Regions from separate parts of the Homo sapiens genome. Here region 1 is linked to region 2. The links are chromatin loops, found by intact Hi-C in ENCODE. Cell type or tissue: GM12878. All regions are shown on one strand. Links, peaks and the distances in the headings refer to the core of each region. The heading gives the core; the rest is flanking DNA.

Region 1 (2,812 bases), core at 238-2,737, 48 kb before region 2:
TAAGGAAAGAGTGGAGTGGAGTAGAGTGGAGCAGAGTGGAGTGGAGTGGAGAGGCCCCTGGACTCTGCAGCTCTGAGCTCCAGCACTAGCTTGGCCTGGCTGGGCCTAAGGGCACTTCCAGTTTTTCCATTCTATGGCTTTAAACAATCTGACATTTTTTCTTGGGCAGCAATAACGTTGAACCAGAGGTATGCTAGACAGAACCTAACTAGGGAAAAGGCATGAGACTCTAATAAAATGAAGGCAGCAGGTTAAGCAAAGAAAATAATGGAAATTTGACTGCAGTGTGTTTATAAAAAGCTGATATACAATTCAGTGTTTGTGGATCAAACTTTCCTGATTCGCTTGGTGGCAGAAACCAAATTGGAAATATGGAAAGCATGTAAATAACATTTACAATAAAAAAAAAAAAGCTTATAGAGAGTAAGGAAATGATGTTTCTGAATGCACTCTGAAAAGTTCAAAGTATCGTTCCAATGGACAGGATCGTTGTCCGTGGCCAAATGCTTCACGTGATTAGTTGCCGGATCAGAAGGCCAGGCAGGCTCCCCTGGCTGCAGAAAGAGGCCTTAATTCCAAGAAAGCTCCAGGACAGAATGCCTTTCCTCTTGAATAGGACTTGAATTTTCATTCTTAGACATTCTTACTCTAGGAGTTTTTGCCCTCAGGCCTTCTTTTAAAAATGCAAATGCTTCTAGGAAGTCTGCCACATTTAACTAATTCATTCCTAGGTACAGAGAACAGGTTGCCAAGTGGACACAGAGTTGGTCTGGAAGTCACAGCTTTGCTCTGGCTTGGCCGTGTGAACTTCACAAACAAACCACTTGACCTTTAGGGGCCTCAGCATCTTCCTATGGGAAAGAAACATTGAGCAGCCAGACAAGGTGGATCCCTAAACTCTAAAATGAGATTCTTAGACGTATTAAATGTAGGGTTGCCAGATAAAATATAGGACAATAGTTAAATTTGAATTTAAAATACTTAAAAATTCTTTTTTAGAACTATTCATGGGACAAAAAAAGTATTAGTTGGAGTCCTGTATTTTTATTTGCTAAACTTTTGCTTAAATCTTAATCAGATGGGCTTTTATCTGGAGAGAGATTTCAGCATGAGCACAGGCAGGGAATGGGAAAAAGCTGAGGGCAGGGAGCAAAGAGGACACAGTAGAGAGACTGTCAAACACGACGCTGCCTCCTTCACAAACCTTTGAAGGCTGGCTTAGTTTGATGATATTGATAAAATGCACCGCACCCAAGGGCCTCTTCGAGATGCAAGAGCTGTAGAGCCCCTCCCTTGGAGGGGAGTGGCCCCAGGGAGAGCTGTCCTGAGCACTGCATGGCTACTCCTCTGTGACCTGACCCTGTGCTGCTTCTCCCAACCCAGGGACCTTCCTAAAACAGGACTTCTGTTACCTCCCCTCATCCTTAATACTCTTCAATGGCTCCCTCTAGCTGCTCTGTAAAATCCAATCTCCCTAGAAACTCCAAGAAGGCCCATCTGCTCTGATAAAGATCTCCCTCCCCAGCCTAGTCGCCTGTCTGTCCCACCTCATACTTCATAAGCCAGCCATACCCTTTCCTCTTTCCTCTGCTTAGAAAACTGCTCCTGTTTCCAAGTACCTACAACTGCACCCTTTCCAGAGAACTGCCCTTGGCTCCCCTCTCCCTCCTTTTGATTTAACTCATATCCTTTCTTGTCCCTACCATGTCCATGTGGGCCTATGTTGAACAAAGGTATCTGGTTGTATTTTTAGTTTCTGTCTTGCCCCTGTTGGTCACTTTCTACACAACTCCTTGAGGGCAAGTAATTCTATCTTAATTCATCTCTGAATCTCAGTCCTTGCCACATCTCCTGACATTTGACGAGTGTACAGTAATTATTTGATTGATTAATCATTACATTTACTGGTCCCTGCTGATGGAGGACATTTGGAGAACAATTGATTAACCCCTTCTTCTCCTGCTCTGTGCCTCTTCTATAGCTTCCGGGGGCCACAAATCATCTCTGGGATTAGCCACCTTCTACCCATCCACATATACTCTTCCTGCTTGACAAACACTCAGGAAGCCCTCCTTTCGACTCACAGCTCTGAATTGGCCATTACCGTTTTATAATCTATACTGTCAGTCTAGTTCATACGTACTTAGCAATTAACCATACATTCCCAGGTGCCATGTCTTGACTTATTCACTGTATTGTCATTCCCATAAAGAGGTATCTCATTAGTACTCTCTCTATGCAAGGCTTAGCACCATGTTCTTGCTGAGGAATGAAGCCAGTAAATGAGGCCCCAGCCCTCTTGGGAGCTTCTGTGTGCAAGGTGAAACTGAAGGTAACCCATAGCATAGCTGAACCATCCTTGGAGATCTATATACAACGGATCCACACCCATTATCTCATGCTAAATGAGGAGTTTAATGCCTTCCCTGAGTTTCTACAAATTCCTGAAGTCCAGTCCTATGTTCTTATTTTTGATTCTCTATTCTGATGGAAATAAGATCTTCCCCCTTCCACAAACCTTCTTTTCAGTTTTCTACTCTGCCCACACCTACGTTAAAATTTTCAATCATTTCTTATGCAGAACAATTTATTTTCTTTCATGCCATGCCTTGCAGGCCTCACCTTTTATACCCAAAACCAGGTATTTGTTTAACAAAAGAACATACATTGTCCAAGAAGCAGAATCAAAGGCAAATCTTGTAATTTAAAAGATCCTTTATCTTTTCCCCTTTCCACTTAAAATAACTACTGCATGAATTGCTATGAGCCAGGGGAGCTTGGAGTAAAAAGTGGCCATTTCTGAGCCAGGAAA
Region 2 (2,812 bases), core at 16-2,515:
CACCTGTTCTCTTCACTCTGCTAATGGCCTCAGCCATCTAAAGTTAACACAATGAGAACCTTCCACAGGGTCCCCATCAAGATAAAATACAGAGACATAGCTTAGGAGGTTGTGCATAAATAAAAGATTCAACAGGGAACAAGCCAGCTGCTGTCGGGTGACATATTAATTTGCAAATGTATCAGAAGTGATATCCTGTCTCCTGAAGTCATTGGACAAGCCCCCCAAAATATACCTTCCCTCTCTACCCCTGCCTCCTGCTGCTGGAGGAGTTCAGGAAGCAGTTCAGAAAGGAGGCAGCCTTCCCTCCTATCTGCCCAAGAGAAGTGGCACCATTTCTTACGACCATCAGGAATGGCTTTTCCCAGGAGCCAGCGGAAACTAAGATTCTACACTCTGAGGATGAACTTCTTTCAATCACTTGAGAAATTTTTCCACCTAACATCTGGGACATTACCTTCCGGTGCCACATTTTATCTTTGATCTCTAAAGCATAGCTCTGCTCCTATTGTGAAGAAAAAAAAAAAACTCCAATAAACTAATGTATACAAGTCCAAATAAGTAAAACTAAACAAATCAGAAGGTCTTTATTTATGTTTCATGAAGTCTTTTGTTTCTTATTTCCTTTTTTTCCTTAGAGAACAATTTTCTTTTTTTTTTTTTTTTTTTTGAGACGGACTCTCGCTCTGTCGCCCAGGCCGGACTGCGGACTGCAGTGGCGCAATCTCGGCTCACTGCAAGCTCCGCTTCCCGGGTTCACGCCATTCTCCTGCCTCAGCCTCCCCAGTAGCTGGGACTACAGGCGCCCGCCACCGCGCCCGGCTAATTTTTTGTATTTTTAGTAGAGACGGGGCTTCACCTTGTTAGCCAGGATGGTCTCGATCTCCTGACCTCATGATCCACCCGCCTCGGCCTCCCAAAGTGCTGGGATTACAGGCGTGAGCCACCGCGCCCGGCCAACAATTTTCTTTTAAATGACCAACTACTACAGTACTGGGATTTTGTTTTTAATTGACTTCCCCAAGAAACTCCATGTCTGTGTATTTTTTTCAGTAATTCATCTATCTCATAAAATGAAGAGCGCCTGCTCCCATTTACCACAATAGTTCATTCAGTTTTGTATTTAGTTAGGGTTCCTGGAGCCTGCCTCAGTTCCATCTTCAACTTAGCAGCATTTTTTTCTGAGAAGGAAAGCAGTTCCTGTTTGTGAAGACTCTGAAAGTACTTCAGGCTGACAGATGCTATATAAATGAAATATCCTTTCAATTACTGCTACTGTATGATATTGAATTAAGCTATATCACCATAAACAAGGAAAGAAGCCTGCCTACACACCAGCACCCTTTCTCATCCTAGTTCCACTCATGCTCAGTTCCTCATAAATAAAATTATTCCTAAAGAGAGAAATCTAAATTACCTTTGAAAGCACTATTGTCCCTTCTATGTTACTACACACCATCCGAATAAAACTGACAGGGCATCAAAGTCTATAAATGGATTCCCAGGTAACTGCTCAAAATGTTCTCCCTTCTTGATACCCAAAGCATCTTTCGTCTCCTCTTCAAATAGACAGCAAATTTGAGAGAAAGATCAGAAACTGAAAGCTACTGACAGCCTGATAGGAGCAACCTCAGCACGACAGCTGATGGAGACGATCACATTTCCCCCGACAAACTCAATTGCTTTAGTAAATCAAGTGAAAGTCAATACAACCCCTCCCTCCTTAGGTCCCGTGTGGCTCTCTAAACCCAGGCCACTAAAACTTGTTCTTGGAGGAGGAGAGAAAAAAGCAAGATCCAAATATTCAGGCAATGTTTAACTAATACCCAAAAATGTTTCTTTCTGTCGGGGCAGTTTCTCTTTGCCCAAAGGAGCTGCTGATGTCTTAGAGAGAGCTTCAAATGCATTCTCCCCTCCCCATAGTCCTACATGGAATCTTTCCCTTCCCTGTTACCCTTGATCTTTACCAAGAAGGCATATTTATCCAAAAGTACAACTTCCAAGTTCCATATAACATATCTGCATCTTTTCTTTGGCCAGTGACTTCTGCTTATGACTATAGAACAGTACACAGTAGTTCCATAATTAGGTGGCATAGAAAAGATGTAATTCTTGGGGAAAAAATCAAGGACCTCTCAAATCACATATTTGCATTTCTGTGTGTGCTAGAGCTTAGGACTAAATCTGGGCTGTTGTCAATATTAAACCAAAAAGCCTGGGGTGTGTGTGTCTTCTTTATGCAAATCAATAAGCATGTACACAGGAAAAAATCTAGGATGTCAACGCTGTAGCTTTCAAAAACTTTAGAAAAAGTATCAACCACAAATAACTAAAACATTGCATTTCCAAGGGAAAAAGGAGATTCTCTGTCATAGACAGGAAGTTGACTTAGAGGCCAGCAATAAAAGGTGGGAGAAAGGGACATATCTCTGCTAGTTTCATCAATGGCCTTTCTGAAAAATCAATACTGAGATTGATAGAAATGAACTAGAGGAAGAAGCACCCCATGAAACAGAGAAGGTCATATGTAAAAACAGAGGGGAACAGCAGGAAACTCTTGGGTGATGGAGTGAGAAAAATAAAAGAGTCAAATTAGAGCTTACTTGCATAAGATAATGCTTTGATTTATGGTGGGGGGGTTAATAAAATGTACTTATAAGGCAATGATACCATCCTTTCAGGTCTGAGCAGGTCCCATAGGCAAAATCGCAAAGTGGCAACATATAAGAGAGAAGCTAGTGTTTTTACAAAATCATCCTTGGCCCTAACCTGAAACGCCATGTGCTGTTGAGCATGTTGTGTCTCAATCAAG

What was found. Hi-C counts contacts between places; a loop is a spot of excess contacts. Peaks named below come from ENCODE experiments on the same cell type or tissue, not always from the same donor. Only the 100,000 strongest peaks of a DNase experiment are listed, where the experiment ranks them.
Region 1: a loop joins it to region 2, with 4 times the contacts of the local background. A loop is called at or near these places in 9 of 110 quality-filtered maps.

What each region holds. Positions count from the first base shown.
Region 1 is chr18:44,833,720-44,836,531 of GRCh38, reverse strand. All of the region lies in intron 2 of SETBP1 (SET binding protein 1), which reads right to left. Among named protein-coding and RNA genes, the nearest start is that of MIR4319, 140 kb to the left of the region's middle. In GM12878, for the core only: a CTCF peak has its summit at 1,462; no DNase peak of the experiment used is centred there.
Region 2 is chr18:44,785,719-44,788,530 of GRCh38, reverse strand. All of the region lies in intron 2 of SETBP1 (SET binding protein 1), which reads right to left. Among named protein-coding and RNA genes, the nearest start is that of SETBP1, 110 kb to the right of the region's middle. In GM12878, for the core only: no CTCF peak of the experiment used is centred there; no DNase peak of the experiment used is centred there; H3K4me3 peaks cover 1,264 bases; H3K27ac peaks cover 990 bases.